2 separate regions of the Homo sapiens genome follow, and region 1 is linked to region 2. The links are chromatin loops, found by intact Hi-C in ENCODE. Cell type or tissue: B cell. All regions are shown on one strand. Each heading gives the region's core, and the rest is flanking DNA. Links, peaks and the distances in the headings are about the cores only.

Region 1 (6,207 bases), core at 455-5,454, 290 kb after region 2:
TCTTTGCCCTCTATGTCAGCCGGGCAGCAGGAGAGTGGGGACTGGGAGGCACTTTCTGCCCCAATGCTGAAGTCTGCGTTTGTTGGATGTATGGAACAGCCAGCCTCACCATCCTGCCAGTGTTGCCCAGTCCTGGGACTTCTCGGGCCTTGATTTCCCCTTCTGTGAAAGGGGGTTGGGGACAAGACAGGCCACCTTGCAAGTTCCTTCCAGCCAGCCCACAAGTCCTGTCCTGTGTGGCTCTGGGTCACGCCTTTCCTGTTGGCCAGGGGTTGGTGCTGTTGAGCAGGGGAGGGCGTTGTTCAAGGATATCTATTTGCACAATAACCTGTGCAAAGGTAGCTAGAAGACTTGAAACAGGCCGGGCGCGGTGGCTCACGCCTGTAATTCCAGCACTTTGGGAGGCTGAGGCTGGTGGATCACCTGAGGTTAGGAGTTCAAGACCATCCTGGCTAACATGGTGAAACCTCGTCTCTACTAAAAATACAAAAAATTAGCTGGGCATGGTGGTGCGCATCTGTAATCCCAGCTACTCAGGAGGCTGAGGCAGGAGAATCGCTTGAACCAGGAGGTGCAGGTTGCAGTGAGCCGAGATCGAGCCACGGCACTCTAGCCTGGGCGACAGAGCGAGACTCTGTTGCAAAAAACAAACAAGAAAAAACCCCAAAAATCAGCCAGGCGTGGTGGTACATGCCTGTAGTCCCAGCTACTCGGGAGGCAGAGGCAGGAGAATCGCTTGAACCGGGGAGGCAGAGGTTGCAGTGAGCCAAGATCCCGCCACTGCACTCCAGCCTGGGTGACAGAACGAGACTCTGTCTCAAAAAAAAAAAACAGACTTGACCAAAAAAAAAAAAAAAAAAAAAATGGCCCGGCCTGCCTATGCCTACCTTCATCTCGCCCTGGCCTGGGCACTTTTAATTCTCTGGGCCCTTTGTCTAGTGCCCCCTCCCTGCCCCTGCAGGACACCGTGCCCTGCCTTTCCCTGGCTGGTGTGTTTGGACGTTGGTTTCCTGTTATCGCAGGTGAGGACTTAGCTTCCTGGCCCGCCACGCCTCCCTGACATGGCCTCCTGTTTGGAGCCTTCAGGCTCATGCTTACATCCTTAGCTGATCATTAAACTTTGTGACCATTTCATGCTCACTGCTTTCTTGCCTGGGAGCTAATGGTGAGGAAAGGTCACTGGGAACCAGCGCACCAACCTCAGACATTGATTTTGTTCCAGCCTTTTTTCCTGGGCAGGGGTGGCTATCACCTGCTGGTAGGCAGCGGCAGGCCCACTGTCCTGCCTGCCCTCTGACTGCGGTGTCGGCGACTGCTGCCCGAGGTTTATTTTGAGAAAGAAAAGCCGATTAAAGGGCCATTAAAAAGGTCTTTTGAAGATTACAGCTTCCAATGAGGTTAACAGAGAAAATTTCCTCCTTCAGGCCGCAGCCAGTCCCGTTCTAAAATCCAGAACGTGTCCCTTTCCAGTCCCGTTCTAAAATCCAGTCCCAACAACAAAGTGGCCATGTGACATGGCCACTTTGTTCTCCTCCCAAGGGCTCAGCACAAAGCTGGGTTTTGGCAGCTTCATTGTCTCCGGGCGTCAAAGCAGGTTTTATTTTGCAGAGCACCCTGAAGACATTTGGAAGTGAGGGGTACCCTTGCTGACCCCTGATCCTGGGGCCCCTTTGCCGTTCCCAGGTCCCCTGACAAGCCCACCAGGCCCCCTGCTGAGATGGCTGTGACCCTGGGCTGACCCGCCCAGTGGCACATTGACTCCGCCTGGAGCTGGGGAGACCAGAGAGGCCCTGTGGTTGGACGGTGGCCTGGGTGCGCTGCTCCTGCCCTCTCCTTGCCCTGCCTCAGCTGCTGCCTGCCAGAGGTGGGCTTGGACCTGTGGTGGGACCAGGTCTGCAGGGAGGGCGAGGGAGGGACGGAGGCTTAGCTTCGGCCAGCTGTGGCTGAGTGGATCTCCCTCACTGCCCCCAACTCCAGTGAGGGTGGGGGACAGGGCGCTGCACTCACAGCACCACCTTGGACGCCCAGCCTCAGGCAGCAGGACTTGGCTCTGCTGACTGTTTTTGGTTGTCGGGTGCTTGGGGTGGCTCAGCTGTCTGGGGGGGGCTCGGCTGTCTGTCTCGGGGGGCTTGGCTGTCTGCGGGGGGCTCGGCTGTCTGGGGGGCTCGGCTGTCTTTCTGGGGGAGCTTGTCTGTCTGTCTGGGGGGCTTGGCTTTCTGGGTGTGTGTGGGATGCTTGCTGGGTTCCCGCCCCAGTTTCAGCTGTAGCAGCCGTGCTCCCATCTATGTGGGGATGTGAGGGAGGCACTGTTCCTTTAGAGACGGCGTTGCTTGCTCAAGTGGAGAAGCTGCCAGTGTGGGCAGCTCCAGCTCCCTGCACGCTCTGTGCTCTGCCCATTCTAACGTCTGTGCCCCTTCTTCTGGATGGCTGCCGGGCTTGGCTCTGGCCCCCCTGTTGGATCCCCTGGCTGCTGGGTGGGGAGAGGGCCACCTACTGAACCTGAGGGTGGGTCTGGGTGAGTCCTGGCTCTGCTGCCACCTGCTGGGCTCTGGAAGGTCCCTCACCCTCCCTCTGGGATCTCATTGGATTCCTGTAGTGTGGGGATGGTGGCAGATACTCTGGCTGCTACGTGAGAACAGTGTGCCGATCCCTGGGGTTTCTCAAGGCGTGGCACCTCACCTCACACCTGCTCCCTGCTGCTGAGCCCCACGCCAAGCTGGAGAGCGGATGAGAAGCATGTGTAACCAGGGTAGAGGTCGAGAGTCCTCTCGTGGGGGTCTCCATGTTCAAGGGAGCTGCCGAGGCTTGAGCAGGAGCCCCCAGCAGGTCAGCACCTCCAGCCTCTGCAAGTACAGGGGGGTGGGAGGGCAGGGGCTTTTGAGGGGCACGAGGCTTGGGGACAGAGGACCCGCATGGCTTAGGGATGGATGGCATGGTATGGGTGCTGGGAGGGAGGCAGGAAGAGCAGGGCTGGTCCCAGGGGCAAGCACAAACTCAGGCCTGTTACACGGCCCCAGACCTCACTCAGAAGGGGACCCTGGCCGCTGGCGTGGGTTTCCTCCTCTCTGAAGATTAGGTGGTCTTGGCTGCCCCTTTTGTATGAAGTCATGGATATCTTTTGAGATGGGGGCTCTCGGGAAGAAGGTGTGGGGTACATTAGCACCAGCGTTTCCTGAGTGCCGCCTCCCCCGTTAATGTCCCTCTCCAGGAAACTGGCTTTGCCAAGGCCCCCGCTGGGACAGACTGTTTCTTTCACTGCAGTCCTGGGAGCCGAGGGCAAGGGGACAGGAAAGAGGAAGTGACCTCAGAGCCTGGTGGCACCAGCATCATGTCCAGGCTGGGGGGTGAGGGTCCCTGAGGCCCTGGGGCAGGGCAGTGCTGTTCCCTGGGTGGCTGAGGCCGGAGGGGCTCTGTTCTCAGTCCCCCATCTCATTGCGGAGGAAGGAGCCCAAGCCCCTTCCAGCAGGTGCTTTCCTCAGTGCCCAGAGGTGCTCCCCGGCTTCTCCATCCCCACGCCGCAGCCTGAATGTCTGGGGTGGGGCCGGTGTGGGAGGTGCCGGCCTCTTTTCCACCTGCCCCACTTTTTATCCTGCTCTGTGGTCAAGGCCTGGCCCCGTGGCCTGTGAGTGTGGGGGCTCCGTGGCAGAGGTTGGGGCGGCGGGGTGTGGAGTTCGGGACACCCACACATGCCTGATTGCCATGCTCTGCATGGGATGTTCCCAGTTTATCTCTGGGCACCATACTCCAGGTGCTCGGAAGCTGAAGCCTAGAGCCTGCTGGGTTCACCCGAGCCTCCACCCGGGGGCCCAGGGCTGGTCCTCAAGTTTCCTGGCCTGGTGCCTCCTGAGATGGGGAGGGTGACCAGGCCTTCCCTACCCCCTGCCCTCTGAGATGGGGAGGGCGTCCGGGCCTTCCCTGACCCTTGCCCTCTTGAGATGAGGAGGGTGACCAGGGCCTTCCCCCACCACCCGCCCTCTGAGATGGACAGGGTGTCCAGGCCTCCCCTACCCCCTGTCCTCTGAGATGGGGAGGGTGTCCAGGGCCTTGCTTCTCAGCGTGGGACTGACAGGTTTGCCCTGACCTCCACAGGCATGAACGCTGCTGTCCGGGCTGTGACGCGCATGGGCATTTATGTGGGTGCCAAAGTCTTCCTCATCTACGAGGTAAGGCCAAGGTGGGCTGTGTGTGTGCAGGGAGTGGGGACCTCCTGAGGCGCATGCCGAGGTGTGTTCTGTGTGGGTCACACTGGGAGACGGGGTGGTCCTGGCCTGGAGGAGCTGATGGGTATGTGGTCTTGGGGAGTGTGAGGGGGAGCTTGGGGCCAGGCCAAAGGCATCTGCAGAAAGAAGACCTACTGCCTTGGGACTCAGCCCGGCTGGAGGCTCAGAGGCTGCAGAGCACGGGCCTGGGGGCAGGGAAGGAGCTGGGTGGACAAGGAGTCGAGGCCCTGCCTACAGTGATCGCTGACGGGCCAGGCCCCACCCACCACACCCCTGCCTGGTGTCCCCCAGCCTGGCCCTTGTCCCGCCCCGAGGCCTCTGTGAGTGGGGGCCAGGGACCTCACCGCCTCTGCCCTTGTCCTCCCCAGCCTCCTGCCTCACCACCCAGACCCGGGGGGCAGCCGCTGGCAGCAGCTCTGCTGTGTCTATGTTCATTGTGTCCCCGCAGGAGCAGCGGATGCCCTACTGCCTCAGCCCCAGTCCCCGTGGGAGATTTGGGGCTCGCCCTCCGTCCTGGGTATTTACACACCCACACTTGCGCTCACACATGTGCACACACAGGCGCATTCACACACTTGGGCCACACCACGCACTCACAGGCTGCATTCTTGCCTTGTCAGGTGGTTTTCCACATTCCACAAGACAAGGTCTTTTGTTATTTTGTTGCCACTTTTTATGTAATATGTAGCTGTTTATATAAAATGTAGCAACCCCAGCTCTGCAGCCCCAGGCACTCAGCCCCACCCCCCTCACTGCTCACTGCTCGCTGCTGACCACTCACCGCCCTGGGTCTCAGTTCCCCCATCTTGGCCCCAGGGAACAGCAGCCTGTCCAGCCCTCCCTCTGCAGGACTGTGTGAATGAATGAGTGAGTGGGCAGTCTGTGCTGGCCCGTCCTCTCCCTGTGGCCAGGCTGGGGCCCTGCCAGTATTGGATTAGGAAGCAGGTCTCAGAGCCCTGGGGAGCTGGGTGTGGGGGCCTCTCTAGGCAGGCTGGGCTGTGTCCGTACAAACCCCTCCTGCCACCTGCTCGACCTTCAGTTTCTTCTTCTAAGTGGCAAAGGGGAGAAATTAGGGTTTTCCGGAACCCCCACACATTTGTGGTTGGGAAAGACTCCTGTGGCAAAAGACAGAAAACAGGTTCATCGGTGCAGGGCGTGTCCTGGAAAAGGGGAGAAGAGGCACTTTGCCGTGCCTAGAGTCCTGGCTTCTGCAGAGCCCAGCAGAGACCAGTGCACATGGAGAAGCCGAGGGGTACAGGGACGCAGCGTGAGGCCCTCGGAGGTGGGGGAATGCAGGAGGGTGAGTTTATGGGAAAAAGAATGAAGTGGGTGGGCGCGGGTCCTGGGGCTGTCTCTGGGTCCTGAGGGCTGTGAGGGGCATTTACATCCTGTCCAGGCGGTAACAGGAGGAGCCTTAGTCTTGGGATGCTGTGTGCTGCTTTCCTCTCAAAGGGAGGCAAGGCTGAGAGCTTCCCTGAATCTGCTGCCTAGTGGGCTTTAGCTCAGAAACATCCACATCTAAGAGGCAGATTTTGAGATGAGACATTCTGATATAGCGGCCCAGGGAAGACTTCCCCTCCGTCCCATGAAGGTTCTTGGAAGAATCCACTTGCGAAAAGCGGATTAATAGGGCAGAGGTGCTGGCATTCATTGTGAATAGGCATGGAGAGGTAGGGCGAAGATGCTGACCTGCCCTCCTCCCAGGGAAAGGGGCATGGGCAGCCTGGATGATTCTAGGGGGGTAGGAATTTTTTTTTTTTTTTTTTTTGAGACAGAGTCTCATTCTGTTGCCCAGGCTGGAGCGCAGTGGCACAATCTTGGCTCGCTGCAACCTCTGCCTCCCAGGTTCAAGCAATTTTCCTGCCTCAGCCTCCTGAGTAGCTGGGATTACAGGCACCCACCACCACGCCCAGCTGTTTTTTGTATTTTTAGTAGAGACGGGGTTTCACCATGTTGGCCAGCCTGGTCTCGAACTCCTGGCCTCTGG
Region 2 (6,207 bases), core at 464-5,463:
CCGCTTCCTGGTAAACCCATAGAGTCGTCCCACACGTGTAGTCCAGCCTAGGCCAAGGACTTTCAGGGAACCCTACATCGACTTCGGCTCCCCACTCTTGCTAAGCTTCTTCCCCTCCAGTGCCCTGCCTTGCCGGCCTGCTGCTTTAGCTGCCCAGAAGTCTGGTCTCTTGCCTCTCACACCATTACAGTGCACCACACTACACTATGTTCACACATTTAGCAGCTGTGTTCACACCCAAACTATCTCATATATACATTTTGTTAAAAAAAACTTCAGGACTCTCTAAACTTATGATGCCAAGGGTGAAGTTAAGCCCTGGAGACTGAGTCAGTAGCAAGTTTGCAATTCTGCTTCTTCGATTACAGTTTAATGCTCTTCCTCCTTGTTCTTGAGCACAAGTGTCTTCCTCATTGTGGCTGCTCTGTAAATCAGGGCTCCCCGACCGCCAGGGCCACAGACACATACCGGTCAGGCCACACAGCAGGAGGTGAGCTTCAGGCCAGGGAGCAAAGCTTCATCTGTATTTACAGCTGCTCCCCATCGCTGGCATTACCGCCTGAGCTCCGCCTCCTGTCAGGTCAGCAGCAGCGCTGGATTCTCCTAGGAGGGTGAACCCTGTTGTGAACTGCACATTGGAGGGGTCTAGGTTGCGTGCTCCTTATGAGAATCTCATCCCTAATGATGTGTCCCTGGCTTCCATCATCCCTAGATGTGACCGTCCAGTTGCAGGAAAACAAGCTCAGGGCTCCCACTGATTCCACATTATGGGAAGTTGTATTTTATTACATATTACAACATAAAAATAATAAAGTGCACAATAAATGAAATGTGTTTGAATCGTCCTGAAACCACCCCAACTTTGTCTGTGGAAAAACTGCATTCTATGAAACTGGTCCCTGGTGCCAAAAAGGTTGGGGACTGCTGCTGTTAATGACTAAGAAAGACCAGGTCTCCCCCTTCCCATTTGGTGATTTTTGTTACAGATTAGCTGTCTCCATTGTCCTGTACCTGACTTAGACCAGACAGCACAGAGACCCCAGGACTGTTTCATCTTCAGTGGGTCCCCAAAGAAAAAGACCACCTCGACTAAACAGACTGTTGTAACTATGCATTAGGCCTTATACAGAAAAGACGCTGAAATTCGGTTAGGCTTCCCGAGACGCTGGCTATAGAAACGACCCCAAATTTCTACGTTTGAGAACACTGACTTCCATTCTTTATAATGTTTCCTGGGCGCCTCAAGCTTCGCATTTGACTAAACTCTAGATTCTGACCCTTTTGATTATTTTTGGTTGACAGTTTTTGTCATTTTATGGCTGGGAGTGATGGCTCACACCTGTAATCTCAACACTTTGGGAGGCCAAGGCTGGAGGATCACTTGAGCCCAGGAGTTTGAAACCAGCCTGGAAAACATAGTGAGATCCCGACAAAAGAAAAGAAAAGAAAAAAATTAGCTGGGCGTGGTGGCTGCCCCCGTGGTCCCAGTTACTGGCGGAGGGGGTGGGGCGGGGGGAAACAAGGCGGGAGGATCGCTTGAGCCTGGAAGGTGGAGGCTGCAGTGAGCCGTGTCCCGCCACTGCACTCCAGCCTGAGCCAACTGAGGAAGACCCTGCTCCAAAGAAAAAAAGAAAAAGAAACACCCGCGCCCCGCCCCCCCCGTTTACGTGCACAAGAAGCCCATATGCAGTTAAGTGTGAGGTTTATTTTGTGGCATTCCGAAATGCCGAGGGCCAGGTCCCCACAAAAACATTTGCGGCGTGAGGGAAACGGGAAGAGCCCAGCGGTAGGCGGAAGGCACGCGCCGGGGACACTCAGCGGCGAGGGCCTGCGGGAGCCCCCAGCGCGATAAGGAGCCCGGCCGGGGAGCAGCGGCCCGCCGCGGGACGCCCGAGCTGCGGGGAACGCGAGGGCAGCGAGGCCGGCGTCTCTGGTCCGGGAGCGTCCAGGCTCGCTCACCGCGCGCGAGGCCCGCCTGCCGAGTCCTGGCCTCAGCTCCGGCGCAGGGCCCAGCGGGGCGCCCACTGCCGAGGGAGGAAGATGGACGTGTCCCGGGAGCCCCGCTCCGCCTCCCACTTCCCACCTCCCGGTCCCGCGCGGCCGGCCCGGGCGCACTTCCGTCGGAGGCGAAGCGCGGCGAAGACCCGCCCCGTGAAGCCTCGCGCGCCCCGGAAATGGTCATGCGGCGGCGCCGAGGCCGGAAGTGGCTGAGGCCGGCAGCAGCGGGCGGCAGCTGCGGCGCAACCGGCTCCGGAGCTGCCTGGCGCGGCCGGGCGGGCGGCGCCGCTCAGGCTCGGGCTCCGGCTGGGCCCGGCGCGGCCTCGGGGCTGCCCATGGGGCGCGGGGGGCCGGGCCGGTGACGCCGGACGCCCATGGACGCCTCTGAGGAGCCGCTGCCGCCGGTGATCTACACCATGGAGAACAAGCCCATCGTCACCTGTGAGTGCCCGGAGGCGGGGAGGGCGCGGCGGTCGTTGGGCGGGCCCGGGCCCTGGCGTTATGCACCCGGCGCCCCCAGACCTTCAGCCCCCGGCGCGCTCCGGGCTGGGCCGCTTCCTGGAGGTGTGACCAGGGCTGCGGCTGAGGCGGGGCCCTCTGACTTTTCGGGGACGCCCTCTGACCTTCCCGCCGGGCGACCTCTGACCCCTGGGGGGCGCCCTCGGGCCGGCTGCAGTTGGAGCCGGTGGAACCCGGCGGACTCTGCCCGGGACTGGGCGCGCGCCGGCGTCGAGGGCGAGGAGCGGGGGCTGCCACCGCCCCGTCCCGCCCCCGTTGAGCCGCGCGCCCGGGACCTGGGGGCCCCGGCCTCTTCCGCCGGGCGGTTTTGCCCGCGGGCGCCCTTTCCCCGACTACGGGGAAGTCCTTGGGGGCTCGCAGAGTTGCAGGCGTTGGCGAAGTAGGAACAGTTTGTTGCGGGGTGAAGCGTCAGGCAGAGCCGCCGGGACTGCTTTCGCTCCTACACACTTCCCCGCCGCGCACTCAAACCATTTTACGGATGAGAAAGCCGAGGCTCGGGCGCTTAGGCGAGCTTGCTCCCCATGAACAGCCTCCCGCTCGAGTCTACACTACGGACACCTGGTGCCTCTTGGGTGTCGTGTCCTCCCCGCACCCCTCCTTTAATGCATACACAAAGGAACTGTTTTTCTGTTACGGGAAAAATGTTCCCTAAATTTTAGAAGTGTGACTCTCCAGAGTTAAATACGGTTAAGAACAGTGAGCTTATGGGAAGTATTGAAATGTTTGTTGGTTGGCTTTTAGGTGACTTGCAGAGAGGTGTTTCAGACTGTTACGATTTTTGACCTTTGACAGTATTCTGTATTTTCATGCATGTATGCAGTTAGTTTTTTTCTAGTTGTCTTTCGTGCTTGGAAAGGAAGCACTCTCTGTTGCAAAATCTGGGTGCCCAGGCCACAGTAGACTGTATGTCGTGAGAACTCCTGTTTCCCTCTCACTCTGTCAGCGGGTGTGCACCTGCTGTGTTCCTTCCTGTTAGATCCCTGAGAAACTGTATATTGAAGGTTGAATTTTGTTGCTTCAGCTTTAGGTGATAGACTTATTTCTTTCCTTCCTTTTGCTTTATTTTGTCTCTTCTCCTCTCCTCCTCTCTCTTTTTTTTCTACAGAGACCTAGACGAGATGATAGACTTTTCTTAGGGAAGTGGACTGTGTCTCATTTAAAATTGGAGACTTGCATAGTTCAGCAGTAGCTGTCTTTTTTCCTCCCCAGAATATTTGTCAGCTGAAAGTCTTTTCCTACTCTGCACCTTCAGCCCCAGAGGGCAGATGTGGGTAGAGCTGGTCTGCAGGCCCTGCAATTTCCCAGGGGCTTTCCCAGTGCTCAGGGAAGATGAAGCCATGCGCAGTTCATGTTAAGTTTTACTGTCTTCCAGAGGTTGAACATTTTTCTCCTAAAGTGCTGTGCACGTTGTGAATGCTGGATACACATTCATTGCCTGTACGGACATCCACACATCTAATTTTATCTTCTACCTCCTAGCTTGCTTACATTTCAATAGCAATATGTATTTATAGGCATTATGTAAATACATTTCTGAGGAGAAAGTTCCTAAGCTCTATTGGATTCAACCATAACTAAAGGGGTAAAGTTTGTTATCTGGTTGCCAGTGTTGGAGATATTTAATGTTTAGTTTTGTACATGCGTGCATCACGGACAGCTGAAGGATGCGGTTTTCTTTCCTACAGATTTATTGGATTGTCATCTTGGTGGTGGGTTTTTTCCTGTGTTTTGAGCAGCAGAGTGAATTTTTTTTTTTCCTTCTTCTTCTTTTTTGAGACGGCGTCTTTCTCTGTCGCCCAGGCTGGAGTGCAGTGGCATGATCTCGGCCATGATCTTGGCTCACTGCAACCTCTGCCTCCCGGGTTCAAGCGATTCTCCTTCCTCGGCCTCCCGAGTAGCTGGGATTACAGGCGCATGCTGCCATGCCCGGCTAATTTTTTGTTTGTTTGTTTTTGTTTTTTTTTTTTTTCAGTAGAGACAGAGTTTCACCATGTTGGTGAGGCTGGTCTCGAACTCCTGACCTTGGGTTGTCCACCTGCGCAGCCTCCCGAAGTGCTGGGATTACAGGCTTGAGCCCCCACCCTTGGCCTCAAGCAACATAGTGAATGTTAATCTCTGCATGGATGGTACACTGTCCTAGAAGGTGCAAACTTTCATTCATTGGAGTCTCAGAAGAGAAGGGGGCTTCAGTAGACTGTCAAAGTTAACTTGAAAAATGATCACTTTAAAAGTGAAGGTAAAAAGCTGACTTCATACTTCCCACTTGAAATTATGTTGTGGTATATCTGGGACTGAAGCTTTAGGAAGCACTTGGCCTGGTTTCACTTTATGCCTTCATCTTGCTCCTCTCTTTCAGCTATACATGTTTTGAAAGGAGAAGGTGGTATGAACAATTGCTTTAAAAAAATCCACCCAGAGGCTAATTAACCCTTAACTTTTTAATATTATGTACATAGTTCTCTTAGTAGGCAACATTTTTGTTTTCAAAAATCTTTTAAATTCTTACTTGAAATGGTATTACCTCAGATCTGTTCATTTTAAAATGAAAGTAGAGTTTATGCATGTTGTGAATTTTTTTTCCATAGAATGTATAATATTTTACTTCAGTGAAAATGCATTCTGCTTAGACCTTTCTGGGAAGAATATAGAATGTAACTGGTTCAGGTGAATTTAAAAACTGTGTATATGTAGGGATAGAAGAATGAAAAGTTCCCAAAGATTAAGGGTAATTAGAATAGATTATTACTTTAAAACCTAGCTGATTATTTCACTTCATTTTATTATTATTATTTTTTTAGAGATGGGGTCTCGCTCTGTCACCTAGGCTAGAGTGCAGTGGCATGGTCATAGCCGACTGCAGCCTTGCTGGGCTCAAGTGACCCCTCCCTTAGCCTGCCAAGTAGCCAGCACTACAGGTATGACCCACCTCACCTGGCCTGAATTATTTTAATAATATTTTGAAGCTCTCCAAATTTTTTTTTTTTTTTTCTGTCTGAGACAGAGTCTTGTTCTCTTGCCCAGGCTGGAGTGCAGTGGCGCGATCTCGGCTCACTGCAACTTCTGCCTCCCGGGTTCAGTCGATTCTCCTGCCTCAGCCTCCCAAGTAGCTGGGATTACAGGCGTACACCACCATGCCCACCTAATTTTTGTATTTTAATAGAGACACAGTTTCACCTTGTTGGCCAGGCAGGTCTAGAACTCCTGACCTCAGGTGACCTGCCCGCCTCGGCCTCCCAAAGTGCTGGGATTACAGGCGTGAGCCCCCGCACCTGGCCCTAAATGTTTTAATAGACTTTAGCCCATAATTAAACCTCCTGCCTAACGGGCTCCTGTGAAGAGGGACTAGCACAGTAGGGGCCTTCTTAAACTCAGAACTAGTTACAGCTTGTAAATACTGAAGAGTGTATGTGAAATGTGCAGGGATGGGAGCTGAACAGTTAGTGGAACTAATGCTTTGACGGGGTTGGGTGATGAATGACCGAATCATAGCAATAGGAAAACTTGTAGTATATTTTATTAATCATGAAAAATGCCTGGCGTAACTGAAACAAATCCAGCAGATCCATTTGGTCTAAATTTAAATTTTAGCGTAGATTTGTTTTTCAGCCACAGGGTCAGTTTTCTGTTTTGAAATAGACTTGGGTTTCTGTTCCAAGGGTGTATTAGGAAAGACACGTTCCTTTTCCAGCC

The links. Hi-C counts contacts between places; a loop is a spot of excess contacts. Peaks named below come from ENCODE experiments on the same cell type or tissue, not always from the same donor. Only the 100,000 strongest peaks of a DNase experiment are listed, where the experiment ranks them.
Region 1: a loop joins it to region 2, with 4 times the contacts of the local background. A loop is called at or near these places in 13 of 110 quality-filtered maps.

Annotation. Positions count from the first base shown.
Region 1 is chr21:44,302,592-44,308,798 of GRCh38, forward strand. It overlaps PFKL (phosphofructokinase, liver type), which reads left to right. Exons shown (of 22, transcript NM_002626.6): 2 at 4,090-4,163. Among named protein-coding and RNA genes, the nearest start is that of PFKL, 5.6 kb to the left of the region's middle. RefSeq lists enhancers at 2,193-2,992, 3,032-3,686, 3,687-4,340, 4,996-5,649. In B cell, for the core only: CTCF peaks have their summits at 2,541 (motif pointing left) and 2,740; DNase peaks (open chromatin) are centred at 655, 988 and 2,530; H3K27ac peaks cover 1,266 bases.
Region 2 is chr21:44,010,122-44,016,328 of GRCh38, forward strand. TRAPPC10 (trafficking protein particle complex subunit 10) reads left to right here and starts at 2,188. Exons shown (of 23, transcript NM_003274.5): 1 at 2,188-2,439. The coding sequence starts at 2,373. RefSeq lists silencers at 1,813-2,192, 2,343-3,012 and enhancers at 3,563-3,622, 3,643-3,692. In B cell, for the core only: CTCF peaks have their summits at 2,601 (motif pointing right) and 2,802; DNase peaks (open chromatin) are centred at 2,130, 2,480, 3,440 and 3,810; H3K4me3 peaks cover 3,414 bases; H3K27ac peaks cover 3,717 bases.